Regions from separate parts of the Homo sapiens genome. Here region 2 is linked to region 1. Evidence: chromatin loops called from intact Hi-C (ENCODE). Cell type or tissue: PC-3. All regions are shown on one strand. Each heading gives the region's core, and the rest is flanking DNA. Links, peaks and the distances in the headings are about the cores only. Region 1 overlaps JAZF1 (JAZF zinc finger 1). Region 2 overlaps JAZF1 (JAZF zinc finger 1).

What was found. A loop is a pair of places that touch in the nucleus more often than their neighbours do. Peaks named below come from ENCODE experiments on the same cell type or tissue, not always from the same donor. Only the 100,000 strongest peaks of a DNase experiment are listed, where the experiment ranks them.
Region 2: it touches region 1 in a loop (2.4-fold over the local background); 4 of 110 quality-filtered maps call a loop at or near these places.

Annotation. Positions count from the first base shown.
Region 1 is chr7:28,098,884-28,115,445 of GRCh38, forward strand. All of the region lies in intron 1 of JAZF1 (JAZF zinc finger 1), which reads right to left. Among named protein-coding and RNA genes, the nearest start is that of JAZF1-AS1, 73 kb to the right of the region's middle. In PC-3, for the core only: no CTCF peak of the experiment used is centred there; a DNase peak (open chromatin) is centred at 9,258; H3K27ac peaks cover 764 bases.
Region 2 is chr7:28,149,601-28,164,100 of GRCh38, forward strand. The region is part of intron 1 of JAZF1 (JAZF zinc finger 1); the gene reads right to left. Among named protein-coding and RNA genes, the nearest start is that of JAZF1-AS1, 24 kb to the right of the region's middle. In PC-3, for the core only: no CTCF peak of the experiment used is centred there; a DNase peak (open chromatin) is centred at 6,551; H3K27ac peaks cover 1,900 bases.

The DNA of each region.
Region 1 (16,562 bases), core at 5,299-13,298:
AGGGAGGTCCGCTAGTCATGCCCAACTCCTAGTCTGGGATTATTCATAAAACAAAGCAAAATGTTCTGAATTAAATGTTCTCTCTCTCGGGCCATGATAGGCATCCATGGGCTACTCTACCTTTTCCTAATAAGCATCAGGGCAAAGTTAGCACTAGGACTGAGGGATGCCAGCACCACTTTCTTGGGACTTTCTATTATTGCTGGCATGTTAGCCAATGTGACTTAGAATAATGTGGGGATTATTTGTAGTATGGAATGGAAACCTTCCTCTTCATTTCAAAGAGGATAGTGTACTTTGTTCAAATGTCCAGTATCTTGTCTCTTATGATGACAGTCGGCCACATCTCCATCCCCAAATTCCAATGTTCTTTAGCATTTGATACTTATTTCTTAAATATGTATTCAGTCTGACTAAAAAAAATTCTATGAAATTTTCATTGTCTGTTCACAACTTCCAGCAAGACTAAAAAGCTTTTTTTTTTCTTTTTTTTTTTACAGCTAATAAATTCCAGCTTAGAAAAGTTAAAACTTCTACACTTTGGAATCTCACCAACATGGGGGAGAGGAGTATGCAAGATGGAACAGCCTTTTAACTCTTTTTTTCTTTTGAGACAGAGTTTCGCTCTTGTTGCCCAGGCTGGAATGCAATGGAGCGATCTCGACTCACCGCAACCTCCACCTCCCAGGTTCAAGCATTTCTCCTGCCTCAGCCTCCCAAGTAGCTGGGATTACAGGCATGCACCACCATGCCTTGCTAATTTTACATTTTTAATACAGACGGGATTTCTCCATGTTGGTCAGGCTGGTCTCAAACTCCCGACCTCAGGTGATCTGCCTGCCTCAGCCTCCCAAAGTGCTGGGATTACAGGCACGATCCACCGCGCCTGGCCTTTTAAACATATTTTTAAAAGCTAACCAGTGACAAAAACAGAACTGATGAACAAGAAGGGGTCCTCACTTTCCTACAAAAAGATATGGCCTTTTAGTCTCCAAGATTTCAGTGCTTGGAGCTATACTTGGCCTGCCTCAACACTGGAAACAGCCAAGAGAAGTTTCTGTGCTCACTAAGAGAAGAGAGATGCACTAAACATCGTGTTCTTTTTAATGGTCCTGATTATATATACCCAAGTACTTAAAGTCAAGTTTTTGAAAGATGCTTGCTTTCTTCTGTTAATTAGTCTAAAATCTAATGTTGGAAGGAAGAATCATGGACAGTGTGTTCCACACTCCCAAATTTATTAGAAAGGACAAAGCAGAAAGTTCTGAAGAGAGGGTGGGGAGAGAAACCCATCAGCCTTAATAAATGAGAGTAATACTTCTGTTCATAAATCAAGTTCAAAATAAACTATAAACCAGGATTACTAAACCAATACATAAGAGCATTTCTATAAACCACAATCCTTACATGAACTCTGGGTTTTAGATTAGCATCTCTCTGAGCTCGCCTAAAACTTGTATAAAGTAAATCACTGCAAATCCAAATCAAAAAAGTTTTATTTTTCAAACTACTGATTGTTCAGGTAGAGCATATATATATACATATATATATAATAATAACAAGATATAATCCCTATTAAATGAGGAGGTCTCCATTTACCAGCAGGAAGAGGTACTTTCAGATGGATGGAATTATATCTCAGACAACTTCTCAATGCTAAGCGTGATTCTGCAAGTTTAATTTACAGTCCTGTAAGTTAAGGCTCTATGAGCAACATGATTAGTGTCCTACAAAATGGCTCAGTTTAACTTAACCCATCACAGAAGTGCCTTCACATTCTGATCACTCTAGACTCAAACTTAAAGAAGTATAAGAAAGGAAAAGAAAACAGAATCACAAGACCACCATCCATATGCACTGCTTTAAAAATGTGCTGAAATTCTGAGAAGCAAAGGTGTGTCTGGAAAAGAAGAATCCAAAGAATAGCTGGACCAAGTCTGTGGTAGGTGGTCATGGGGCCACCAAGAAATAGGTTTGAGGCATCTGTGCATCTACACTGTATTTTGTATTGGGTTAAAAACTGGAAAAAACAAAACAAAACTTTAGGCAGCACTCATCCACTCTGGATAAAGAATAAATTCTCCATCTAACAGTGAGCTGGTGATAGGAATTATTTATAGATCATGTCATCTAAGCACCTAAAAAGATAAAAATATCATAGTGATTTTTATGAAGTTTACATTTTCAGAACTGCTTTGAAGCATATTTAGTGACTTAATGACATAAGCATTCCTTCAGCATTCCAGATAACAATAGAGGCATTGGAAATACAGGTGGAACCCTTTTTTTATCCTCATCGTGCCACATTAATTTTGTAAATAATACCACAACTGTGACTTCAAACACAATCAATCTGATATTTCTGCCACTACAGCTTTTCAATGTTTTAGCTCTTGCTGTATACCACATATTAAACACACCTCCATCACAGACACACAGTTATACAACGTGTTATATATTATTACGTATATTATGTTATATATTGATTCTACTGTAAGAATATCTAAGAAGACTAGGGTGCCCAAGAAGGGCTGAAAGGGAATCACAGAAGATTCTGACACATTTACAGTTTTGGCCAGTCATGGTGGCTCATGCCTGTAATTCTAGCACTTTGAGAGGTTGAGGTAGAGGACTGCTTGAGGCCAGAAGTTTGAGAGCAGACTGGACAGCATAATGAGACTCATTTCTATATTAAAAAAAAAAAAAAAAAAAAAGCCTGGCATGGTAATGCACACCTGTAGTCCCAGCTACTTGGGAGGCTGTGGAGGGAGGATTGCTTGAGCCCAGGAGGTTGAGGCTGCAGTGAGCTGTGATCCTGCCGCTGCACTCCAGTCTGGGTGATAGAGCAAAACTCAGTTTCAAAAACAAAATAAAATAAAATGTAAGCCCATTTTAAGTGTGCGCTTGGTGTACTTGAGAATCTGTAAAGAAAACAAACAAACAAATAAACAAAAACAAATACAATTTAACTGCTTGACGGAAATGCCATTTTTTTTTCTTAGCTCAAAAGGGATCAATACGGCATGGGATGCTTTTAGATATATTTTTAACAGAATACAGCTAGAGGGATAAAATGCTAATTTTCTACACGTTGTCTTATGAACCACAGAGGAATAAATGGTGCCTCATCAGACATGTCTCAGTGGCAGAACTGGGGAGTGGTACCACCCTGAGTGGGAGGCAGGGCACCAACAACCCCTCCCAGCCTGTGCCACCACCCTGATTGCCCAGCACCCCCAAGGGACAATGCAGAGGCAGGCAGCTGGAGGGACAGCTTAGCCTGGGCTCAAATCTGAAACACAGAAAGAGATAAGAGATGGACCAAATCCATCCCTGCTCCAACATTTGCTGCAAGGTAACCACAAGCAAATGTCTTTATCTCTTAGGGCATTTGCTACAAAAGTGGAAACAGTAACAGCTACACCTCACAGGACTATTGTGAGAATTAAAAGACATATTGTGAATAAAATGCCTGGCGATAGCGCCCAGAGCATGCTTAAGGCTCTGTGAATAGAAACGATTCCCATAAGTATCACTCTCTGATTTCTGGGCTTGTTCTCATTGGCAGTCCCTAGGTTATTTCTTATCACCATGACCTTGCAAACCATATCATAAATATCCAGGCACTATCTGAGAAAAAAATACAACAATGTATACTTATTATACATAGTTGGTGAAAAGGGGTATATAATATTTAGCACAAATTCATTTTTTGAAAAAAAATGTCTGCATATGTGGTTGAAAAAAAGTCTGAAAGGACATATACTGATTTGTAAACATGGTAGGTTCTGAGTGGTTTAACTACAATCAACAGCTTTGTCTTTCCTTTTGCTTCTCTGTTTTTCTAATTTTTCTATAGTGAGCATACACTCCATAGTTATATAAAAATATGAGAAATCAAAATTTTCATACATACTGAAAAACAAAATCATAAGATACTGCTGCTAAAATATCAGAACTAGTACAAACACAATACCACCTCCAATGCAAAAGAACACGATGACATAAAACAGCACTCAAAGGTCAAGCACAGCCAGAGGACTCTCATGGCAGAGAGAAAGTGAACTTGACCTTGAGCCCTAACTCAGCTCTTCCCCAGCCACAGCCCTCGGTGAGTCACTCATCTTGGGCCTCAGCTTACGACCGATTGATGTAACCATTTTTGCCCCAGTGGCAACACTTGCTAGGGATGACCAGTCCCTTCTCCTTGGAACACTCTGCCTTGGCTTCCAGGTCACTCCCTCCTGGCTTTTCCTTCCACCTCGGTGGTCCCTCCTTCTTGGTCTCCTTTACTGGTTCCCGGATCTCATCCAGTCTATTGTTTTAATGCCCACCATTCCCAAATGCCTATCTTCAGTCCTGACCTCTCTCCTGAACTCCAGAAGTGAATATCAAAAATTGCCCACTGGATGCTGGGCATGGTGGTATTTACCTATAGTTCTGGCTACTTAGGTGGCTGAGGTGGGAGGATCCCTTGAGGCCGGCCAGGGGTTTGAGGCTGTAGTGTACTATGATCGCGCCTCTGAAAAGCCACTGCACTCCAGCATGGGAAGCAGAGCAAGATCCATCTCTAAAATATTTTTTTTTAATTGCCCACTGAAGATTATCATTTGGCATCCAACAGGCATCGCAAACTTAACCTGGCCAAAACAGAGATCCTGATTTCCATCTTCCTCCAAAACTTCCTCCAGCCAGTCACCCTCATCTTAGCGAATGCCAACCAAATCCTTCCAGTTGTTCAGGTCAACCACTCTGGAGTCATCCTTGGTTTCTTTCTTTCTCTCATACCTAAACCAAACCTGTTGACCTTATCTCTAAAATCTACCCAGAACTCTACCACTTCCCACCACCTTCACAACTACCACCTGGACCAGGACCACTGGTTATCTTGTTACTGGACTATTGCAATCCCCTCTTAATCAGTCTCCCTGCTTCCACCCTTGTCCCCTCCAGTCTACTCGAGACACTGCAGCCAGAGTCACACTATGAAAGCACCCATTCATCCATCCTGTCCTCCTCTTCTCAAGGGCCACTGGCTCCCCATCTCCCAGAGAGTAAATGCCTCAAAAGCGCAAACTGGCCTACGTGGGTGCCCACCACGACCTTATCTCCCCCTGCCCTCTTTCTCACTCACTCCAGCCCCACTGGCCTCCCTGCAGTTCCTCCAGCACACCGGGCAGGCTCCCACCTCAGGGCCCCAGTCCGAGCTGTTCCCTCTACTTGGAATGCTGTTCTCCCAGCTGGCCACCTTCCCACTTCCTGCAGGTCATTACTCAAATGTCTTCTCCCTGGGGCGACTCCCCAGCCACCCTAGGTAGTACTGTGACAACCCCACACTCCCCCTCTCCACTTTCCTTATCTTACTTTTCTCCATGGCAGTTTCATTTCCCAACATAACTTTTGTTTCACTCACTTCATTTATTTGTGGTCTGTCTCCCTACAGCTAACACATAAATTCCACAAAAACAGGATTTCTTTATTGTTTTGTTCCCAATTGTATCCTTTGTACCTAGGACAGGGCCTGGCAAATACTAGGCACTCAATAAATGTTTACTGAATAAACAAATAGGATTTAACAACCTGCCCTTACATGTCTGAGTTACATAAGAAGCCCACAAAATAAGGAATGTAAATGTAACTACTTAATAATTTGTCACTTAGATAAACATGTGGATAGTGTTACTATTATCACTGTTGTATTGAAGATATGTCCCAGTTCTGCCAGATGTGGCCTTATTCATGCTTGACCTGTGATTCTCCACCTCCCTCCTACTTTATTTATTTCAGTACCAAGGTTGGTAACTGAGAATTCCTACAACATTAGGATTCTGGAACGTATTAGGTTCGCAGACCCACTCAATGTCCAACCCTACAAATAATTATCTGAATCTTCCCATTTTTGTCTTCCCATGGGGAAGAATAAGGGGAGATTAAAAGATTAAACGTCATCACCGAAGAGTGCAAACAGTGCCTATTCTTTCTTTACTGTGCATCAGAAATAGTATACCACTTAACCTAAGGCAGCTCAGGGTAGAAGACTCTGCCCTTGACTTTTGCTTAGCCCTCATGAAACAACCATGTCTCACCCGAGGTGGATTTCTGTGTGACCTCTCAATAGACAATAGCTTGGGTTCAGCTCAGAGATCTTCATCTGGAAACCAAGAGTATTTAAAATATGCCAGTAACTCTAGGAGATACAGAAAACTGCATGTTAGGTTATGACATGTCCGGATTTTTTTTTAGAGACACCAAACAGAAATGATACAGAGTTAAAAAAAACAAACAAGAACTCTCCTCTCAATGCCAAAGTCTCTTGGCAAGTAGAAAACTCTACCTGAAGACAATTTTGCTGACCCATATTCCATCTTGGTTAGAAATAGTTGTTTGGAACTCTTCTCTGTAAGTTCAAAGGAACTATAGCCCTTTCGAGGTCAATAACAGTACCTTTTACTTACAAAACTAACATTTAGTTACCGCAGATAAACTGCAAAGCATTGTGACTCCTGGTGAGGAAGGTAATTAATCTAATTGAGCTGAACACATAACGGTTTTCGAGTGGATAAAACTGCACCTTGGGACACTTGAGCCCAGCAGCAATGCCTGCCCTATTTCAGGAATGCGCAGAGTTGATAGGAAGGCAGCTGCACTGAGTTCACCTTTTAGTTTGACAAAAGGATTTCCTTCGTCACACCCTAAGGCTCCTTTAGAAAGAAGCAACTTATAAAATTATATCCTGTTAAATACCCTAATATCAAAGTGGGAAACTGACCGATTTAAGACTTAATCAGCTTAATTGTAAGATTTTGCCTGTCAGCAACATACCAAGCTTGACTTGCTCCTCTCATCTCATTGCATTGAGTCTGTGTTACCACAGACGCAAGAGGAAGAGTCTATCAGAAAGAATTATACAAGCGGCTACAGAAAAAGCTTTCATTTCTCACTTTATCAAAGTGACTCGATGAGCACACAGCATCTCATCCTCATCAACCGTGGCTTCTTTCTTCATTAAAAGTAAACCAAACAAACAAAAAGCTATTTTGCATTTGGACTCTCTTCCAGGAATAACAACATATTCCCAAGAAAAATGAGGTAGCATGGGAAACTGTTTTAAGGATGACACACTGGCAAGCTCACGATCGGTTCTGCTAGGATCCAATCCAAGCACATGTGGAGGTTTTCAGTAGGTAACAAGAATAACCTTCACTGTGAATGCTGTCTTACAGGTTATTTCAGCGTTTAAAATGCTTTATTTATGATAGTAAAACTAGAGAAAATAAATGAATCCATATCAGACCAAAGGATTACAAATAAATCCCCTAGTATTGTTGATGTGGCATTTTTCCTTCCGAAGAGCAATGGTTTTTCTTTTCACTTGCTTTTGGTATTGGTTTAACTCCACATTGGGGTTGATATTTTCATCACACAAAAGTCAGGAAATCTGGAGTTAATGTTCCAATAGCCACTCTCCCAACAACCTCTGACGCAGACATGCACCTGGCTTGCTGAGCAGCAACGTCCCAATTACCACATGTCATCATTTCAATAAATAGAACTCAAGTGTTACAAGACAACAGCGAGTTCTAGGGAGACACAGGATCTGACACGTGTTAATACCTCATTATACACCCAAGCCTTCTGCCAAGCAGAAGAAACACAGGATCACCTTCTAACATAAACATTATAGGCCTTTCTTGCTATGGGGATCAAGTCCAGTATATTTTTCATTCACCATATGGTCATTTCCCTCCACTGCAAAGGAGATGCAGTGAATAAAAGCTATGTTAGGATAGCAATATGCTTGAGAATTTTAAACAAACCAGTGAGGCAGATCACTTACGGTTTTCATACCAAGCATACCTCTGAAGGCTGCATATAAATACTCCTTTCAGCTGTGAGCACCATGCACCCCGATAGGAAATACTGTACTATATATATAAGCAAGAGACACAGCATTCCACTGACTTAGGAAACACAGGTTCAGACTTTTACACTTTCATCTTCCATGCAGGCCCCATGGTCTAGTGGGCTAGCACAAGGCTGGAACTGGAGGAATCTGAGAGTTAGTTACAGGACTGCCTTGGTTCCTCACAGATTTTGAGTTCAGGAAAATTATGTAAATTATACCTCGGTTCTTTATTTCTGGAAGAGGGAACAAAGTGACTACAAATTCCTAATTGCAGCAGAAGCATCTAAGCTTTGATGACTCAAGCTGCCAACATCGAATTAATCTGCCACCTGATTCTCCCAGTTTTACAGGTGTGCTTTATATTTGTCCCTCAAACACCAACCAATCCACAAACATCCCACTAGAGTACGTTTCCAGCACTTAGTGAGTGAAGTATCTTGAAGGTATTTCTCATCATGGGCAGAGTTTTACAACCAGTCTCTTGAAGCACTTTTGTGTATTTCAAAAACCATGACCTACTACAGAAATGTGAGCCCATATAGTAGCTGAGGCAAGTCACCTGTGGAGAATACAACCAGGAACACCTTGGTATCAGATGTACTTTACTAAAGTGCTTTGGGGCGCTGAGAATGTTCTCAGTATCTGTACTCACTGTGCTTCTCCCTCCAAATTGATGAAACCTAAACTGGAGATGTGTTTCATGACATACAGCATGAAACAGCCAGGAATATAGGAATCTAGTGTCTCCATGGGCTTCAACTTCTCAAGCCAAAAATTACACTGTAGCTATCTAAGCCAGAGGCCACCATGGCAGACCAACAGAAACAAGGCAAAATTAAGTGAACGTAGTCAACCCAAGGCACATACACAAAATGAGGACATAAGGACCTCACAGGTTACAACATTATCAGAACAAAATGCCATTCAATAGTGGTTCAAAGGAAAGAATACACAGAGACACCATTTCCGTTGTTAGACACACATATCTAATGTAGTTTACTGCCAGAGAATGCATACGGAGTTCCACTTTACAGACCCTACGATGGACCTAAAGCATTTTCACAGAGATGACTTATTAAAACCAAAATAAATGGTGGCCTACAAATGAAACCAGAGACATAAGCGTAAAGGCTTAGGATCCAGCACCACACCCAGGCACGCCTCACTTCCCTGAGCTCAGAAGGCATTTGCTCCATCACGGCTAAAACAATGAGCTCCCAGGTCCCAGAGGCCCACTGATCAGACCTGGGGGGTGGGATGCAGTAACTCTCTTCTTCAGAGGACAGGCTTTTCCAGATGGCAGTGTGACAACACAACCTCAATTCTGCAACTGGTTCTCTGCACTATCTTTATTGTACCCACTGAGTCACTCAACAAGTATTTCCTCAGCCCTTGCTCTGCCAGGCACTGGACTTGGCATTACATTTTCCTAGTCGAGACAGTCATATCCAGGCCCAGTTAATGCCCCGATTGGATTAACCTTCCAACCTCTCTTCATGCTTACCCTTCCAGCAATGCCAAATTCATTCAGTCCCCAAGGTCACTGGCATCCTAGTTTCAAATGAGGAGCCTCGTCATGGTGCTCCTATTATTACATTTTGGTGGCAGGATAGCCCCTGCCCTTGGTTTCCAAGCTCATCTCTCTATAATCAAAACAACTCATGTTGTCTTTACTCTTCCCTGCCAGTTCTCTCTGCTCCTCTAACATTCACTTGCTCAGTTTCTTACGGATCTGATCATCCCATGAGGCAGCCTGATCAAGGAGGGCCTGTCCTCTGTGGAGAAAATGAAACCCTTGTGCACTGTTGGCAGGAATGTAAACTGGTATAGCCACTATGGAAAAAACAGTACGAAGGTGCCTCAAAATATTAAAAACAGAACTACTGTGTGATCCAGCAACCCCACTTCTGGATAGATGCCCAAAGAACAAAAAATCAGTATCTCAAAGAGATACCTGCACTCCTGTGTTCACTGACGCATTATTCTCAATAGCTAAGCCATGGAAACAACCTAAGTGTCCATCGATGGATAAACAGATTTTAAAAATTGTGGTATTCATACACAATGGAAATTATTCAGTCATAAAAAAAGGAAACTGCCATTTGCAATAACATGAATGAACCTTGAGGGCATTATTCTAAATGAAAAAGTCAGACACAGAAAGACAAGTACTGTATGATCTCACTTATATGTGGGAACTAAGAAAGTCGAACTCATAGAAACAGAGGGTAGAATTAGAATGGTGGTTGCCAGGGGCTGGGGGTGGATGGCTGGAGGAGGAATAGGAAGCCATTAGCTAAAGGATATAAACTTCCAGTTATAAGATGAATAATTCTGGGGATGTAATTAATAGCACAGTAACTATCGTTAACAATACTGTTTTACATACTTGAAAGCTGGTGAGAGGGCTGGTCTTCAATGTTTTCACCACACACACAAAGATAACTATGTGAGGTGATGGGTCAGTTAATTAGCTGGTTTCTGGTAATCATTCCACAATGTCGACATATATCAAAACATCACATTGTATATGGTAAATATATTCACTTTTAATTCATCAGTGATACCTCAATAAAGCGGGGAAAAATAAAATTGAAATTTAAAAAAATAATAATTTAAAAACCAGCCTATCCTCTTCCTTATTCAGGTAACTGATACGCCGCATGCCTACATATTTCATCTGATAACCCATAAACGCTCTCTCAAGGTATATCAACCACCTGCCCAGGAAAAAAACATCTGTAATAACAATAGCACTGAATACTGTAAAGCACTTCCAATTATACCATCTCAATCCATCCTCAACACTGTGAAATGGCTATTACTTAACTCATTTTACACACAAGGAAACTAAGGTTTGTACAAATTAACTAGTCCTAGATAATAGAGCTAGTGAATGGCTGAACTGGGACTCACTCTGTCAATAGGCTGCTAAATAATGGTCCTTCCATCACCCACTCTGCCAACCCCTGTTCAGTATTAGCCATGAGAGACTGCGGGGATGGAGGGCACTCACCTTGCCTCATCTCCCGAAGGCCAAACAGGGCCAACAACTGAAGAGAGAATCAGCCAAGCCAAAAGAGATGGGCATATGAAGACTTGAATCCTAAACAGCCTAAGTGAATTTAAAAAAGTAGTAGTATCCAACGAGAAGTTGTCAGAAAAGAACTCAGAATGAAGCTGCAAAGGTTACATTACAAACTACACTAGATATTTTTTTAAGGAACAGTTGCACGTCACACACATTTATCAATAAAAAGGAAAACATTCATTTGACTCCTGAAGAGTTAAAATTTTAAAAGACTGGTCAAGAGGAAAAGAATCAACTGAAAAGAATTATAATTAGAAAGTTTAGGCCGGGCATGGTGGCTCACACCTGTAATCCCAGCACTTTGGGAGGCCAAGGTGGGCAGATCACCTGAGGTCAGGAGTTCGAGACCAGCCTGGCCAACACAGTGAAACCCCATTTCTGATAAAAATACAAAAATTAGCTGGGTGTGGTGGTGTGTGCCTGTAATCTCAGTTACTTGGGAGGCTGCGGGAGGAGAATCACTTGAACCTGGGAGGCAGAGGTTGTAGTGAGCCGAGATCACGCCATTGCACTCCAGCCTGGGCGACAGAGTGAGACTCCATCAAAAAAAGAAAAAAGAGAGAGAGAAAAAGGAAAGGAAAGGAAAGGAAAGGAAAGGAAAGGAAAGGAAAGGAAAGGAAAGGAAAAGGAAAGGAAAAGGAAAAGGAAAAGGAAAGGAAAAGGAAAAGGAAAAGGAAAGGGAAAGGAAAAGGGAAAGGGAAAAGGAAAAGGAAAAGGAAAAGGAAAAGGAAAGGAAAAGGAAAGGAAAGGAAAGGAAAAGGAAAGGAAAGGAAAGGAAAAGAAAAGTTAGTTTAAAAACAAATAAGCAAAAAATCCAGGATTCTCAGGCTGAGATGTTAGAGTTCAGTTACCAAGGTGTGAATGGGACGGTGCTTTCTGCCTCAGTGTCCTGAAGACTAAGACGTGGTGATGTGCCCACATGGCTGGCCACAGGGTAGCATGATATCTCAGTCACCTAAAATCACACTCGCAACCTGGGAGCCTTGCCTGGGAGGGACTTCTAATTCCATCCAAAAGTTTTGTTCGCCTCTTATTTTTGTAAAGATAGCAGTAAAAACTACCACTGGTAATACATTTAAAATTAAAAACTAGGGTGGGGGAAAATGCTTGCAATCTGGTCAACAAGATGGACAAACGACCCTGATTTTCTGGCTTTGAGTTTCCTGAGGACTCTGCTACAGTAGACAACTAGATCTGGCTGAAGAAAAGTAAGGAATTCATAGAAAATCTTGGTCTATTTTATGCTTGATACAACCCGAGTATCAAAGTATTCATAGATAAAGGGATAGTCTGTTGTTTTCCTACTTAGCAAAGTAATGCTAATCCAGTTAAGTTAAATAAATACTTATTGCAAATCTACCGTAGGCTTGCCTGCATCCTTGCCACATCTGGTTATAGGCACAGAAGTAACAAACAGAAAATATTCATTTGCTTCCATGTTTCTACTTTCTGACCACTGAAGACATTTCTCTTTAGGGTTCTGTTTTATTTATTAGGGTTTTGTTACATTTTATTTATGTGTTTGTTTATTAATTCATTTGGTGAGCTTTTTATTGAGGAAGAACATGCAATAAAGGATTTTCCTTCAGTTTTATGGTAAAATATAAAACTAGGCCTTTATAAAATATCATCGCTTTCTATCACATGATAGCTATGTCTTTGAATAAGTCACAATGCTTCTTTGAGGAGGTTCCTCAGTAAAAGGCGGATAATAAAATCTATGCTATTCATCTTAAAGTGGTTTTCTGAAGGCCAAATCAAATGATGAATCAAAAAGTGCTCTGTAAGTATTAGAGGATATTGTTACTTATTATTAGCATAGATACCTATGGATCAGAAAACCTAATAACAACAACAGTGTATTTACCTTCAGGAGACTTCCCAGGGGTGTGTGTGTGCATGCAGCATGCATGCATGTGCATGTGTGTATGTGTTACCAGCAGGAGAAGTAGGGTGGCTCTGTGCCTTGCAGCCAGGGTGATCATTTCCCAGGTACAACCATATTTCTGCAAGCATCAGAGTTCAAGGAAGAAACAAGACTTGGGACAGCTGTCTATATGCCTGACCTAGAATTGTGTAGTATTATGGTGCTATACCAACATCTAATTTTTAATCGTTCCAACTCTAGAGCTGTTTTTTCACTTTGCTTTTGTTTCCAGAGCTTGACTGGTGGCAAAGGATACTTGAAACGTCCCAAACCTATGATTTTATGATCATGAGGTGTCTTCGCCTCTCCCCTGCTGGTGACAGATACTTGGCTGTCCCAGAGTTACTTAGAACAAATACCACTAGGAAAGAACTTTCTGAAGAAACCTTAGTGGCCTCCAAATTGGCAACGGAAAGAAACCAAAAGTTAGTGGAGGTGAAGTCACTGACATAACAATGGAGGCCAGTTTCATTAGTTTCATTCACTGAAGCAAAACTTGGACCAGAAGACTCATTATTCAAACCAGATGCTGATTTTGTAACATCCATTTCAGTGATGAACTGTCTCCATTTTCTTTTTATTTTGAATATGCAATATTACAAAGCAGACAAATCACATTAATAAGAGCACACTTAAAGTTTGTAAAGTTGGTTTTAAAAAGAACTGAGTGTAGAAAATCTGTTTTCAAAAGTTTATTGCCAAAAGCATTTTTTTTTAAATTTTTAAATCATGTGACAAAAGAAATGCTACAATTGGTTTAAGATAAGATCAATTATGGGCAGCAATGAAATTACCTTTTAATGATAATTAGCCCCAAACTTGATTACTGTCAGCTTGAATTATCTGGTCATAAGGCATACAAAGTACTGTGTTCATCTGTCTCAAACAAGAATGAATGGTGGGCCCGCCCAGGTTAGCAGTCAAATAAGATGGGAGGCAGGGGAGGAAGGGGAGCAAATGAGGCAAAGAAGGCTGACCGTACAGACCTCGAGTGCTTAAGAGAAAGCAAACATCATAAAAATTTGTATCAAGCACAAAACTCACTTTTAAAAACAGCCTGCTGATAAACTTCCTCTTAAAAATGATGATTCTGTATCTCTTGTCAAAAGAATGACGAGGATCTCAACCCCAGAAAAAATAGTGAGCCTCTCCAGGGAGAAACTGAACCAGGTCAAGCTCAGGAGAATATGAAAGCAGAACAAGGGGAATGGAGCCTGGAAAGATGACCTGCGCCTCTGGACATAATCTCGAAGGGGAAATGGGAACCCGCCTCCAGTTCAGGGCATTCAGAGATGACACAGCCTTGTTGTGCAACATCCAGGTTCGTTCTCAGAGTCCGGCCTGTTGAATCGGTATCCTACAAACAAGGCAGTGTAACTTCTGGGGGCCCAATTCTGTTGCTTTATGGCGACAGACTACAGTATTTAGAGATGGAAATGATCGCCAGCCTCGTTTTACAAACAGGACCAAGGAGGCAGAGTGAATCCTCATGGGACTAACTAATGGCAAAGCCAGTTCTCCAACCCACGTGTCCCGACTCCTTTACCCAGCTGCTCCTGTCCTCTCTCCCTGGGCTAGTGGTGAGGCTCTGAAGAACAGTTACTAACACTGCTGCTGAGGAGCACTCACTCACCACAGTCTGCCCACTACGAAAGGACATACTCCTCTCTGACCTTGGGCGTTCTCACCTGGTTATTCAACACCAGATACCTGCAGAAGAAAATCTGTATTCATATCGGAGCTATAACTCCTATTTACCAAAACCTACTATGGACCAGGCACAGTGCTAGGCCCCTGCATTCATTCACCTCTTGTAATGCCTATAACTTAGGATGTGTTTAAGCCTCATTTTACTCAATAATGAGGGCTTAAAGATGTGAAGTAGCTTGCGAAGTCCACACCACTACGTAGTGACAGTCCTAGGTTCAGACTGGTTTTTCTAGCCACTGAAGGTACTGTACTTTCTACTACACTACTAGCTCTCAAAATTTTGCTAAAGAAAGAGCTCCTCATTCAGCTGATTATGAGAGCTGCACAGGAAGCTTTACCTGATGAAAATATCCGGATCTCTATATATGAAATAAGTAGATTCTGAACAATGGCAATAATGCTTCTAAAATCTTGGAGGGTAAACACAGGCCCTTTCAGTTTACTTTGCTAAAGAGAGAAGTTTCTTGCAAAATTCTAATTTTTCCTTCCAAAAATCTTTACTCCACATAGTTTGGGTATTGTTTATTATTCTTCATTTCTTTTTAGAACAAAAGCTTAACACAACAGAAGAGAAGGACAATGGGAATATTAACAAGCAAGAATAACTTTCCACGGAGTTGGTAACCGAAGTAAGATCCCACAGACCAGACTGTGGAGAACTTCATTATTCCAGCTCACTGCCTCCTTGGAGCTGGCCATGCTCCACTGATGCTTTCACCTTCTGGCAACCACCTGCTACCTTTACCTTCTGCAAACGCAGGCACCTGGCCAGCCTGGAGAATTCTGCTCTCTGAACAGAACACAGATAATTCCCATCTTCCAGTCTGAACACAGCCCTGAAAACTAGAACTCACTGCGGGTTTGGTGCTACTGACATCTCTGCAGTTTGTAATCTTCTGCTTGCAGGGAGGCTGGCTTGTTCAAAGCTAGAACACTCCAAAGAGGCCTATTCTTAATCAAGGAAGGCTGACAGGTTGGAGCCTGCTTTCCTCAATATATAGATTAGACAAACAGAAGCATCATCAAGGCAAACTGGGCATGGTGTACTGTCAACCAAATACAACCAACTTCTTTTTAGGTTTTTTTTTTTTTCTTTCTACTTTTAGGGTTTATTTACTGGCAGTTTCAGGTCTGGAAATACAAAAAGGAACATGACATGGGTTCTGCCCTTGAGGTGCTCCCAGTCTGGTGAGGGACACAACACCTTTCAGGGGACAACCGTGGTACTGAGGATGAGTGTGAGAACACAGAGGTCTACTAGATGCTATAAGAAAATGGGACAGGGGAACTAGGGATGCCTCATCAAAAAAGGTGCCACGTGAACGGGGCTTATAGATGAGTAGGAATTTTCTGGGCAACAAAATGGGGGTGAAAGGACATTCCAAACAGAAAGAACAGTGTGTTCAGAGACTCAAATTTATCAAGAGGCCTGCAGTCCAGGGAGTAAAGAGAAGCAGCGTTTGTATGTGCAGGGAAGGGGAATGGGTTAAAGGAAGGATCTCAGAGACTATTTACAAAGGGTCTCTGTAGGCATGTAGGAGGCAAGAGGTTTTAAAGCAGTGAAATGACACATGTAGGTTCTGTTGTTGTTTTTAAGTAATTCTGGCAGACATGCTGACTGTGGATAGGAGGCTACATCAGGGCTGCACAAAAGAAGTAAAATGCCAACCACAGGGCCAAGCCACATATGTAATTTTAAATTTCCTAGCAGCCACATTTAAGGTAAGAAAAGACAAGTGAAATTAATTTAATAATATGGTTTAACCCCTCAAACACAAACTACTATCTTTCACCATGTAATCAAGAGTTTTAAAATTATAAATGAGATAGCTTACATTCTTTTTTTCATACTAAGTCTTCTAAATCAGGCACAGTGCAGCACATCTCAATTTAGACTAGCCACATTTCAAGTGCTCAAAAGCCAGATG
Region 2 (14,500 bases), core at 1,862-9,861, 47 kb after region 1:
CACAGAAATAAAGAGGCAATGGGAAAGCCTGAACCCACAGGTTCAACTAGATTCCCACACAAGCACACATTGATCTTCAATTTGAATCAGTGGGGGGAAAGGTCACTTATCTTTAAATGTGAGAGCTGTCTAAAACGAATGTATCTGCTGAAACATGGGATATAGCAATGGGCTAAATAATTACTGATTAATTCACTTAGCAGTCACCTCATTTTCTTCCCATTGTCTTCCCTACGTTTTCTTCCCCTGAGGAAATAAACACCCTGATGAAATAAAACAAAGTCTCACAATGCTGATTGGAAAGTCCCTTCTGGCAGGAGCCTCAGCAGTGACCACTAGAGCAAACACAGCGCCCACGTAATCTGCAAGAAGGTTTTACCTTCCTCTATTCCCTTGCCAGGAGCACCCTGACAAACATTACCTGGCTTCTTTGAAGATAGGTTTTCTGAAGAGGATTCCATTTCCTTCAGGAACTTTCTAGGGGAGGCAGTCAGAGGACTGAGTAACTGAAATGAGTGTTACTATAAGGAGGACAGGATCATCTTGCCCGGTGGGGAGGCAGGTCCAGAAAGCTTCGGGGGGCAGGGTACTGCTTCAGGGAATTTTGACAGAATCTGTCATCTTGTCAAAGGTGGGCATTCAAGGAAGTAGAAACAGGGTGAGCAAAGATGTGCTGGGAGGACTCAGGGAATTGCCAATAATTTGGCACAGATGGCCTGCAAAAGAATTGCTTCCAGACTTTTGGATTTCACAAAGCAGGCCATGAAAGAAAAGTAATGCCCATGGAAGAGTCCAGAAAACAAAGATATTGACTATCATTATCTTCATTTTGTAAAAGAAACAACAGTTTAGTGCACACATTCATCAAAAGGCATCACCTTCGAATAAAGGCCACAAATGCCGCCGTATCTAACTTGAAGAAACAGTCATGACAGCGTGTCTATGTTTTTTTCTCATTGCATGAGGACCGGTGGGAACACTGTCATGGGGCCAGCCCTGGTCTGCACATTTGGGCATGATGACTACAGGGCACAGGAAGGGGCTTTCCTCTCCTAAGAGGCCACACAACTTGCCCAAGCCTCACACGGGGGAGACATTAGGAAGCACTCAGGTGGGGTCTGAAGGGAAGCCTGTGTGTCCACCTGCTTCTCATGCTACAGGCCACTTCGCCTCCAGGCCCATGCTGATGGCCTGACAACTGAAGGAGACTGGCTCTTGAGGTCCAAAACTCCACCAGTCATTTAAGTGTCTGCAGGCAGCATGTGAAGTATAGTCATCAAGTATTTTAGATAAAAATGTGCTCATTCGATAGGTAACGCCATTAAAAATTTCATGCATGAAGAATTTGTAACTAGAAGTGAAAAAGTTTTAAGTTATAAGGCAAATGGAAAAGCACAATACAAATTATACATAATAATTAATAATGTAAATAAAGACTGAAAGGAAAGGCATCCAAATGTTAACAGCAGTAGCTCTTGGGAGGGGGGATTTTCGATATATATATATATATATTTTTTTTTTGAGACGGAGTTTCACTCTGTTGCCCAGGCTGGAGTGCAGTGGTGCGATCTCAGCTCACTGCAACCTCCACCTCCCGGGTTCAAGTGATTCTCCTGCCCCAGCCTCCCAAGTAGCTGGGATTACAGGCACATGCCACCACACTCGGCTAATTTTTTGTATTTTTAGTACAGACAAGGTTTCACCATGTTGCCCAGGCTGGTCTTAAACTCCTGACCACAAGTGATCTGCCCGCCTTGGCCTCCCAAAGTGCTGGGATTACAGGCATAAGCCACCATACCTGGCTTGGAGGGGGAATTTTAAAAATGCTTTTCTATGTCTTATAAATGTACTATAATTTATTTTCATGTTTTCCTTTATTTTCTATATTTTCTACAATACTTTCAAAAACAAAGGATGAGGCCAGGCACGGTGGCTCATGTCTGTAATCCCAGCACTTTGGGAGGCCAAGGCAGATGGATCACTTGAGGTCAGGAGTTTGAGACCAGCCTGACCAACATGGTGAAACCCTGTCTCTACTAAAAAAATACAAAGTTAGCCGGGCATGATGGCGCATGCCTGTAATCCCAGCTACTTGGGAGGCTGAGGCTTGAACCCGGGAGGCGGAGGTTGCAGTGAGCCGAGATCATGCCATTGCACTCCAGCCTGGACAAAAAGAGTGAAATTCCATCTCAAAAAAAAAACACAGAGGATAAAATCTTTTAATTTTTAAAAGTTTGAGTCAAAACTAATGTTTTTAAAAAACCTGCATTATCCAATTGTCATAAATTGCCACAATTCACTCTACTAGTGAAAAAACAAAAAAGAATTGTGGCTCATGTTGACATATACTTAATAATTATTTTTCTTTCTACTTTAGTATATCTATCTCATTAGCATTTTATTTTTAGATTTCCCAAATCAAACCAGCAGCTTCATGTCTTTACGTAGTTTCGTCCTCACATGATGATGTGAGAGTTTCGATTTGACTTAATTATGTCACTATGCAGAGGAAATTTAGCTAGGTCTGTTGATGAATCAGAAGTTCTCTTATATAAAACAACAACAACTACTACTACAGGTCAGCTAATGATATAGATGGTTTTTAAAGGAAATGAATCAGCTTTCATGGTTTCATGACAGGGTTGCTAAAACTTTGCTCTATACGATTTTCCCATATTTGGCTACATCTCTTCAACAACTTCACAAGTATTCATCTGAATACCTAAAAGTCCTGTATTTGGAATAAATCAAAAGGCTTGACTTACTACTCATGAAACCCTGAATCTAATTCCCTGGCCAGGGTATAAGTAAGCTGGCCCTCTGACCCACTCCATCTCCCAGTTACCCCACTGTGCTACTGAGCACACCTTTTCCTCTCCCAAACTCTACTGCATTTCTTCTAATACTCAATGCTTCATCTATGCCAGGCATTGGATTAGTTTTTTCTATCTCCCATTGACTCAGAAAAGGGAAAAGAAAAATCAAAGGCCATATAAGTAATAACAAATGAATCCTGACTTACTATTCCTTTGTAAAAGAAAAAGATAAAAATTAAAAATTCGACTCAGGAAATACAAGAATAGTAAGTAAATACAGCGAGTTAATGAAGAATTACAGATAAGAAAGTAGTGATTGAAGAATGAGTTATGCAGAGGCGAAATTCAGCTAGGTCTATTGACACAGGACAGGAAAAGGAAGAAGGTAGGAGGTTTGAAAAGGGGACACTGCAAAAAATGGCAGTGGAAAAAGTACAAGAAAGATACAGAGATAACCCAATACAGATACACAGAAATACATTTGAATTTTACAACTTTTTCATAACTATTATGATTACATGTTTTTGAAAACAGTGTAAATTGGTGTTGCATTTTCACAAAGCCGTATTATATAGTTTCTTAGTTTCTAGGGAGAATTTTTAAAATTTATAAATCATGTAAAAGGTTTGTTGAGCAGTCTAGGTAATTTCCAACTTCCAGAGACCAATGTCCAGTTCATTATAATTTCTCCCTCGAATCAGCACCTCCACTATGGCCCTATGAGCAGTGTGGGGCCACTAGTACTCTCCAAGGGTACACTACTTGGTTTGCTCATCTTGGAGCATACAGTTCTTAACACTGTCAGCCAGGAAGTGGGCTCTCAGAAAATGTTTGCTGAAATAAAACTAATGAAATGTAAGCATCAGGCTCTTTGCGAATGATAAAAAGCATCACACTTCCACTAAAAAAAAAAATTAGCAACAATGTATTTTATAAATTTATTTTCCTAAAGTCTATATTTAGAATATGATTATTCAAAAAAGTGAGTAACTTCTATTGGGGAAATTTTCATTAATAACCAGATTGCAGGTTTTTCCCAACTATAATAAAAAGGCAAAGACCAAAACAAAACCAAACAAAAAAAGGATTGTTCAGTTCTAGATGACGATACCAGGAAATTCTACCTGAGGCAAACCTATCCCATAGCCATCTCCATTCTAACTGTCTCACTCTCTGCAGCCATACTGAACAAACCTATTCCCTCTTTCTTGACAGCCCTCCTCATATCTGGAACTATGTTCTCTTCACCAAGCTAAGCATTACCAGTCCCTCTTCTCTTCCTCATTCATGGCTTCCAGAGCCTTCATTTCTTGATAGCCTTTCTACAGAGACTTATTTCATTGAATATGACAATCAGAATTGATGTGGTCTGGCAATGACCACGGTGGGGTTACCACTCACCATACCCAGAAATCCATACCTCTATTAGGGGTGCTTTGGGATGTCTGCAGCTCAGAACTGTTTGCAAAACATGTATCCTCTCCTGCCCTCCACCTACCTGCCCCTCTACCCCCTCCCCCTGGAACAATTATCATGAGACTCTAAGAGAAGTCCCTATCAAAACTTCACTATGAAAAATCCAGGGAGAACACTGGGAAATGCCAAGAATTCTCAGTCCCTGGGTACTTTCATAATGGGATGAAGAGGTACACATGAAGATGGCCCCTAACAAAGCCTCCCCGAAGTTTTGGGGACTGCTGTCCTCCTTGACTGACCCCCTCCCATCCCAACCCATGAGGGTAACTGGCTTATATGACTATTTAAGAAAGAATCTGCAAAGCGCAGATGAGCTTTTGCTACAATCCCACAAGTTGATCCCATAATCTAAGCTGTCCAGCAACAGAATAGACCTGAAATAAGCTGATGTGAAATAAGCCCTTAGTGATCACAATGTTCAAGCATGGCAGAGGGCCACTGTCAGGGTCCCTACAGAAGTCTCCAATGGGTAGAGCAGATGGGTTTGAGACCACTAATGACTCTTCTAGTACTTAAGATATGATCATTATACAGCCTCTTCAAGATCCTCTGGTCAAACTTAACCTCATATCCAATAGTCTGATGTTCTGGAGTGAGTGCAGGACTCAAACATTTATTCAACAATCAACCAACTAACTAACCAAACCACATTTACTGAATGTCTCTTGAATGCCAACCATTGTGCCATACAGGTGAAAAAGGAATTCCACTCACATTCTCTGGCCAATGGGATCCTTTATTTTTCTGCTTGATCTTATTAATCTATCACTGAGCAACCTTAGGCTGCTGCTGACAATTAATACTAAATAATTATTTATGATTCCCTATTCCTACCTTTTATTAATTATGGTACTTAATTTCTCAGTTTCAAAATTTCTGTAACATCATTGATTATAAATATATTCTATTTCCTACTAAGATGATGCCTACAATATTGAAAAAAAAAGGGGGCTCTCAATGATAGAAGGAAAAAATGGCCTTTTCTCCTAAAAACAATTATATTCAAAATAGACAAAACATACTAGGGAGAGAAAAAGGCAAAACATTAAAAAAAAAGAAAAGTAAAAGCTTAGAAGTAGATACAGTAAGATATTTGCAATTGCTATCTGCCCTTGCTCACTAAAACTAAAAATAAAATTGGCTTGCGGTTTACTAAATTTGGTTGCAAGTACTTTTCCCCACCAAACCACTCTGCAATCACATCAGTCACTAATGAAAATGATTGGGAGGGGGGATGGAAAGGAGGCTGCAGTAAAAACACACTGTATATTTTCTGGAACATATGATGAAACAGAAGGTTTCACTTCTTGTTTCAACCATTTTAGCACCTTCTCCTTTTACTCAATTTCAGGGCATGAAAGAGACTGGGCAGTTGTGCAGAATATGAGGAGAACTCATTTTGAGAGAAGATTAAAACCTGGCCCACTAATAAACTATCTTCAGTTACTGTACACATCAGTCAAACCAAATAATTCACTCTCAGTTTAACTCATTCTACAGGGCTCTGGAATAATACATCACTCTTCTGATAGAGGCACAAGTCCATTAATTACCAAACTGTGCTGCCACAGAGTTATACGGTCTTCATTCTTCCCCTATAAAGTGTGTTTTAGTTTTCGAGGCAAGAGGAGAAATTCAGAGGGGAAATGAGTAATTTAGGAACCTTTTACAGCTCTCTGGCCTGCACTAAGTAATCCTTTCTTCCCTTTCAGAGTTAATCATCAAAGGTACTGAACACAGTATGGAGGGCCTGGCCACCCATGCCCATTCAGCAACTACAACCTCCACCTAAATTCAGAATTATCATACAAGAAATGACCCATGCAGAAGAGACCAAGAGAAACAACCACATCTAGGCTGTGACAGCACAGAATGTATGTGTGTGTCTGTGTGTGTGTGCACGCGCACATGGGAAGTATAGGAACCAAATACCTGGGTCCAAATTCTAACCCTGCTTCTTCCTGGGAAGATGATCTTGTGCAAATTAACCTCACAATGCCTCTGCTTTTTGATCTGGAAAATTATCTTAAGGGTATAAGGGTACCTACCTGATAAGGTGTCTATGAGGTTACATAAGCTAATGTAGGTAATGTCCAAATCACAGTAGCTGGTATGTACATATACATACACCCTTGATAGATACCTTATTCATTCAATCCAAATTGCCACTCACTCCAGCACACTGGTATCTCTGGCTGCCAAGAGTTATGCAACAACATACTTAAACACCAAATCATCTAAATCATTTGGGTGGAACCATCGATCCTTAACCAGGCTTGTGAAAGGTTCTCTTGGCTCTGTTTACTTTGGACAGGCATCAAGCGTCTGTTTTCCTCAGAATCTGAAAGTCACTGGGTCAAGGCTGTAGAGGCCCCTTTTCACACAGAGGAACCAGTCAAGGACTGAGATTGCTCTGTGTGGTGGTGGTGGTCACCTGGCCAATTGCATGGGGAGTCACTTCGTGGCTTTGGCAGAGTCTGCCACTGTCTGCTAGAATAAATGTGGAGCCAAAATATGATTTGTCTATTTTGACTTGTGTACATTTTCTGAGTACAAGAGACTATTGATAAGAAGTTTAGGTAAGTGGAGAAAATGTTTGTTGATTCCCCAGAAAGCACAAAATGTTCATTCAGTGAAGAGAGAAGACCATTCGCTCATTATAGTTATGAATTAACGCTACATCTTCTACAGCAGAGGTTCCCAAGAGTGTATTGAAATTACCTGGGAATTTGTTGAAACACAAATTGCTGGGTCTCAGCCCCATAGTTTCTGATTTCGTAGGTGTGGGGCAAGAGGACACAGTGTTGAGAATCTGCACATCTAATACAATAATCCAGAAAATACTGCTGCTGCTTGTCCAGAGACCACTCTTGGAGACCACTGCTCTATAAGCAAGAGTACGTCACCAAGAAATTTAAATTCAGATCCTAGAACTAGAACACTACCAAGCAAGGGGGGAAATCATTCTTATGAGACAGTCATTGAATGAATGCATGAATCAAAGGGCAGATAAATACCTTCTCTTCCATCATATGCTACATTTCCCATATTTGTTTATACCGGACTCCATACTACGTATAAATAAAGACAGTCTTCAATATCCATTAAGATGACCTTCGATATCCTTCAACCAACCACAGTGGATTCTGAAAGCATACATACATGTGCATGCACACAGCCCCTGTGGTGGTCTGCTCAATGTAACTCAATCTCCTCTCTCCTTCCTTTTAATAGCAGAACCTCCAGAGTGTCTGCTGGGCAAATGGCTGCCCAGCTGCAGACTGATCTCCTCAGCACCCCCACAGCTAGGTGTGCCCACTAAGTCCCTCTTCCCACAGGCTGATAAGCAGACAAAGTGAGAGGAGGCTGGCCTCAAGCACTGAGTCAGGACCACAGCCTAGAGTAGAAGGTGGCAAAGTTCCTTTGTAAAGAGCCAGACAGTGAATATTTTTGGCTTTGTGGGCCCTATCAGCTCTATCACAATTATTCAACTCTGCCATTGCAGCACAAAAGCAGTCACAGACGGTATAAAAATAAGGAGTATGACTGTGTTCCAATAAAACTTTATTTATGGACGTGAAATCTGAGTTGCAAATAATTTTCACATTTTTTCCAACCATTTAAAAATGTAAAAGCTATTCTTAGTATGCGGGCTGTACAAAAACAGGAGACAGGCCAAATCTGTCCCAAGGGCAGCAATTTGCCAACCCCTGCCCGATGGGAAGATGACACAAGACAGAAGGAACCCATCCTTAGACAGCTTCGTGGAGGAGACATACTATCCACCCTGAACCACAGTCTACTTCCATTCGTGACAGAGACAGCTTTTATCTTCTTTTAAACAATTGATTTCAGGGTCCCTGTTAATGAAGCTTAGCATGTAATGCTAACTCATGCACCTACATACACAAAATCACATTTTGGTGTGACACGGTTTGAGTTTAGTACTGTTCAAAATGAACAAAAAATTAAGGAATGGAAGAGTCCCCTTTATTTTTTTTTAATCCCCGATGTAAGCTTAAATTCCCCATGGTCTCCTCCTAAGTTTCTCAAGTAGCAGAACTGATAGGAATAAACACTCATGTTGGTTCCTGCAGCAGGGATTGCCCAATGTCTATTCTCTCTTTATCTCTGCATAACAGAACCCTGCACAATGTGCCCTGCAGGGGGAATTATACTTCTCGACCTCTCAAAACTTGGTTGAGGGCAGGCACTCTGGGCCTAGGGAGAAAGGAGACCACATTGAAAACACGCGCGCACACACACACACACACAAACACACACACACACACACAGAGAGAGAGAGAGAGAGGGAGAGAGAGAGAGAGAGAGATACTTCCTAATGCTGCCTGGGCCTCACCCAAAACCCATGGTCCATAGGGGACTGACAGGAGATAAAAAGGCAAGGAGGGGTAGCCAACGTAATGGAGGCAGTAGTTATTGGTGGGGCTTTCCAGTAAGCCCTTTTGGCCTTCCTGCCCTTCCTTCTGGAAGCCTAGAAATCAGGAGTGCTAACGAAAGGGGAAGAGAACGGCAGAGACTCCAGCTGGCACAAACATCCTGGACCACTGAAGACAGCAACAGGTGAATTCCAGAATTCTTGACTTAAGCTGCTGTGTCAGGTGTCTGTTACTAGTAGCCAATGCAATTCCAATTCCCATAAGCCCCAAATTAGATCCTATTTCCACAACCGAATAAAGGTAGCACCCACATCAACGCAATGCACAGCTCTGAGATGGAGAGAATTCTCAGATATAAAGGAGCAACAATACATGGGGCTAAGATGCGGGTCTCATAGGGTGACTCTGGGAAAGCCAGTTTTTTTGCCTAAGTCCTCTCACCATCAGTTTACCCAAATAACTTCTGACTGGTCCTCTGTAGAAGCAGTCCTATCTTTGATTGCCATTGAGAATTCAATCTGATATGGACATAGACTGGGCTTAATGATGTCGAGCATTTGAATGAATGTCAAGAAAATGAGCTGCTCATTTTGGCTCTCCACTCATGGCTTTAGGCCTTGGACCAGCCTTCCCTGACTGAAAGCCAGTCAGTAGGTCAGAACATCCTATGTGCCAGCCACTGTCCTGGGCCCTGGGAACTGCAGTGCACTTGGCTTTGAGTCCCTGCCCTTAAGGAGCTCACAAGCTGATGAGGGGAGAGAGACGCTGAACAAACAAATACATAAAGACAATTTCGATAGAGGAAAGTTTTATGAAAAGACATAACGGGGTAATGCAATAGCAAAATAGGCAGGAAGGTGGGCTCCTAACTCAGCTGACATGGAGAGAGAAAGCCTCCGAATAGATGAGACTTAGATGCTGAGGGGATATTCATAGGAAAACCCAGGGAAGTAACTGGGAGTGGGGTTGATGGGAACTCCCTGTACTACTTTTGCAACTTTTCAGTAAGTCTAAAATTATTCTAAAAATTAAATTCATTTTTAATATAACAAATTTTTTAAAATCTAAAGAGAAACCCAAGCAGAAGAAACAAGAGCAAAGATCTTGAGACATGAACAACACTGGCCAACTCAGGAGAGGAGGACCGTGAGTGGGTGCAGCACAGGAGCAGAGAGGAAGGCGGGAGGTGGGACCTTCGAGGGGGCGTGGGCAGGAGGTGTTGAGACCGTAAGCCCTGGGAAGGTGTCTGGGTTTTCTTTTGTTGGAATGGAGAGCCTTGTCAGCACAGTGGCTTGACATGATTGACATTTTGAAGGATCACTCTTGCCGCTGTGGAGGACGAGCTCTAGGGTGGTGGAGAAAGTAGAGGCAGGGAGGCCCAGGAGGAGGCTGCAGCACTGGGAGATGGGGCTTCAGTCGCAGTCTTCAGCCTCCTTACCAACTGCAGGAAGAATCAGTTTTACCTAGTAAAGTTCATTCTTCCTGGTGTACACATAGCCTATTATACTGTAGACTGCATAAAAACGGGGAGTCTAGATTCTCATACTTCACTCCTGGTGCCTGAACAATTTTTTAAAATATTCACCCAAGCCCTGATACCCCTTATAAGCGAAACCATAATTACGAAATAAAGTGCTTTGAATTAAAAAGTTGTTTTAGGTTAGATTGTGATAGTTTAAAAATGGCTACTTCATGAGTTTGATTTGCTTATAATAGCAAAAAAGCAGAACTTAACAGAATGATGGGGTGATACTGCCCTCCAGGTGGTGAAAATCGGTTCTGGGTGGGGTACGGAATCTCACTCTAAGTGTAAAGCACAGATTACATATAGGACATCAACAGATGCACAGTTTATCTGTGGTATTAAAATCTCATGAGGAGGGATGGGAATAGGAAAAAAATGTCAAAAAAGGCTCCAGGATATGGGGGTACATAGTGAAAAAAGAGTTGAGAAACGTGAATTTGCATAAACACCCCAAATATAGCATAACCCAGGCAGAACTCCGCTGTCACTCTCTCCCCTCACCCTGTTCTACCTTTCTTTCCAGCCCTTACCACTACCTAATATGACATACTTTTGTTTCTTTGTTGTCTACCTGTGTCCCCCATCTAGAATGTAGGCTCCATGAGGGCAAGGGCTTTGCTTGTGGCTGCACCCCCAGCACTTACAGAAGGGCCTGGCACACGGTAGGCGAGGCTTGTTTTGTGAAGGGAGGCTGTTGGGTGAGATGTCCTCAAAGGTTCCTTCTGCTGCAAACTCTAAGATTCTCAGATGCCCTCGCAGCATTGTCAGCCACAAAACATCGTTTTAGTTCCATCCCAGGAGGCCATTCCTTGCATACCAAAACCATCTCATCAGAAGGTGGCCCCACTTATGATCTCCACCAGCTGTGTTTTAGGAAGGTCACGATATATTTATCGAAACAGCTCCATAGTCAGAAACTTCAGCATGACAGTACCTCATGCTGCATCAGGTGATCATGAAAAGATTACAGGCTTTCTAAAATTATCAGCAAGATATGGACCTTTATGGCTTGCATTCAGCTTCTAATTGTCAAGAAGGAGGTAGTAAATCATTTGGAAGTTTGTTTTTGGTTTGGTTGGAGAGAAAAGTTCTTGAGCTATTAGGTATAGAACCACAGCATTTTTTGACCTGAAAGAAACCTCAGAAATCATCCATTCCTGCATTAGAATGTAGCTGTGGATCTCAACGTCTAAGTCTGAACTCTGGTTATGTTCTAGTAAGTGACAATGAACAGATTATTTAAGCACTCTGTAGCTCAGCTTCCTCGTTTGTAAATTGGGAATAATAATAGATGCACCCCATAGATGAATTAATTCATGTAAGGCTGTCGAAACAATAATAATATGTAGCACAATTCAGGCATTCAACAAATATTAGCCATTATCATTATAACCAGCCTTTTGGTTTTTACTTTTTTTAACTTGAAAAATCCTTTAATCTAAAAAAAAAAAAAAAAAAAAAAAAGTCTACTCAAAAGCCCTGTAGGTAGAGGATGAAAACTACTAGGAAGTCCTACAGAAACCCTAGAGCCCCAAGAACACTCCTAGAAAACCAGTGATTAAGCCCAAAGCACACATTTTATTCCCCAAGAAATGGAGGCTACAGGTTGAAGTGACTAGTCAAGGTCACAGAGAACTCCAGTTTCAACTACTGGCCCTCTTGCACTCTACGTTACCAGGTGCCTCCTTGTTATTAAGGAAGTACAGAACATGTGCTAATGGGGGCTTTGCTGCTGTCACAGGAATGAGTGTCAGGAGTGACTTTCAGAAACTGCATGTGATCTTCACAGAGAATCATGGAGGTCCCCATGGCAAAGTGAAAAGCAATAAGTCCCTCTGGGGCTTCCCTGCCAGATGGTTATACAGCCTCTGCTTGAATATTTCCAATGAACCCACTGCTTTCCCTGACAGCCTTTGCTGCTAACTAGCTATAAAAACCAGACTTAGAAGCAGTATATGATTATCCTTTATTCCCCAAGAATCTCACCATTCGCATGGCAGTATGGTGAAGGCTTTGGAGTCAAGCAGGCCTGACTGTGTGATCTTGAGGGGATTACTTACTCTCCTTAAGGCTCAGTGTCTTCGCCTACAAAATCCAAATAATATATAGTACCTCCTTTGCAGCCTTTCCGAGAGGGTCAAATGAGAAAATGCATTCAATTGTGTTTTGTAGTCCCTAGTACTTAGTTGCAGCACAATAAATTGTAATTGCTATTAATTGTCATTATAACCATCTACTCTCTCCATTAAACCATTAGGCTATATGTTACCTATTCAAAGGAAAGGCAAAGTTCTTAACAGCAGGCTCACTTATTTGGTCCAAGGCAGGAACTTGCTAACTGTCTACCCAAATCAGGCCTTCCTTTCCTCTACAGTAATAGAATTATAGCTAGGCCATGCTGAGGATACATGCCCCAGTGCCTTTGCAGTTCCATGTAGCCATGCAATTAAGTTCTCACTAATGCAATAAAAGTGGAAATAAGAAGTTATCACTAATAGCCTAGGCCATACATATTGTATGTGTACTCCTCCATACTCTTTTCCTTTCCCTCTACAGGAACACAAAGTTTCATCCTCAGGCCCCAGAGAATCCAGCTTCTACCTTATGTGAAAGAGAGACAAACTTCTTGAGCCTTTAGTTCATGTAAGGTTGGGCCTATTTGTTACAACAGCTGAACTTTTTGTCCTAGAGTGACCGCTCCTTGGGATCAGTGACTTAAGCTGAAACATTTACAATACCTGTCAACAAGCTAAATGGTAAGATCATGGTCACAACCTGACAGACAAGTAAAAGGACAGGTGTTAGAAGAATATTAGAAGGATATATTCTTTAAATACCCTTTAAGTCTTGCAGACACACCATGAAAATTAGTCTCCATGCTTTTTGCAACTCTTCTGATATAAAGACACCAGGGGCTTCCTTGGGTGTATAAAACGTCTGATGAAAGGTAAAGCATGAAACTAACTCAAAGCCTTTACATTCCTATGGCTTCAGGAGTCTTTATTTCAGGCAAAATATGCAAGTGAAAAAAGGAGGACTAAATCTGTTTTTAGGAATAATCTAATCTGGTCCTTGGAGCTTAAGACTTCATGGTAGAGGAAACATCTGAATACGATTCAGTGGCTATCAGTTTAAGTTCCTGCGTCATAAACTTAGTGCCATTGCAGATGAGATGCAGAGCCATGGATCATGTCTTCTGGAGGCCCACAATTTAGTGAGGAGAAACAGGAAGATACTGGAATAACAATAATAGAATGCTGCCTGTTGTGCTTGTTATACCAGATAATAACAAAAGCATTATCAGCTCATGGTCATTAAATGTTTAACATGTGCCCCTCACACATCAGCCTTATATGGCAAATATCCTATTCCTCAGTTTGCACATGGAAAAATCATACCTTAGTAAGTTGCCCAAGGTCACACAGCAGTCCAACCAGAACCTGGGACAACTGACATCAGAGACAGCTCTCTCAGCCACAAGAAGGTGTGATATACAGTGGGAGAAAGGGAAAAAGAGGTTCCCAACTGGCTGGGCTGTCCTTTTCCATCCTCCATGACATCGACTTGGAACTGGGGAAGAGAAGGGGCACAGGAACAAGTGGCAAAGCACCCCAAAATTCTTAAAGCTCTCTATGCTAGGGGAGGGCATCACAGGAAGCATCCCTTAACCTTCTCAGCCTGGCCAAGCAGCTCAGGAATTGAGAACACAAGTACAGAAGACTGGGCAACCCAAATTAAAGCCTTTAGGTTCTTAAGGAACCTTGTAATAAAAAGGGGTCATCCCTAACCAAACAAGCAGGTTCCCCTATTCTTTGTGGCCAAGGAGAAATCATTTAATTGCTTTTTCTCCCCTTCAAGTCCCAATTTCCCTGCCTGAAATGCTTATTAACTCCTCCATGGGGAGTTACAACATATGCGTCCCAAGCCCTCTGGGATGTCGTAGGGACAGCAACCTCCTGTTTAAAGAGTACCGTGGTCACTTTAGGAGAAAATTTTTATCTCTGTACTAAACATCAAAATCCTTTTGGACTCTTCCTATTTCTGATAAAATGCATCCATAATAGATTGGATTACTGTTCACTCACAGCTCTCCCTCCTCAAAAGAAACATACTTCCTTGACCTAATAATTCTGGCCTTGGCCATATTACTTAATTTGGCAAAAAGAATGTTATGTGCATGATGTGAATAGAGGCCTTAAATAAGCTTCTGTGGTTTGGCTTGACACTTGAGCTCTAGTAGTCCACCATGAGAAAACCATGTCCCTACTAGCTGCTGCCCCTTC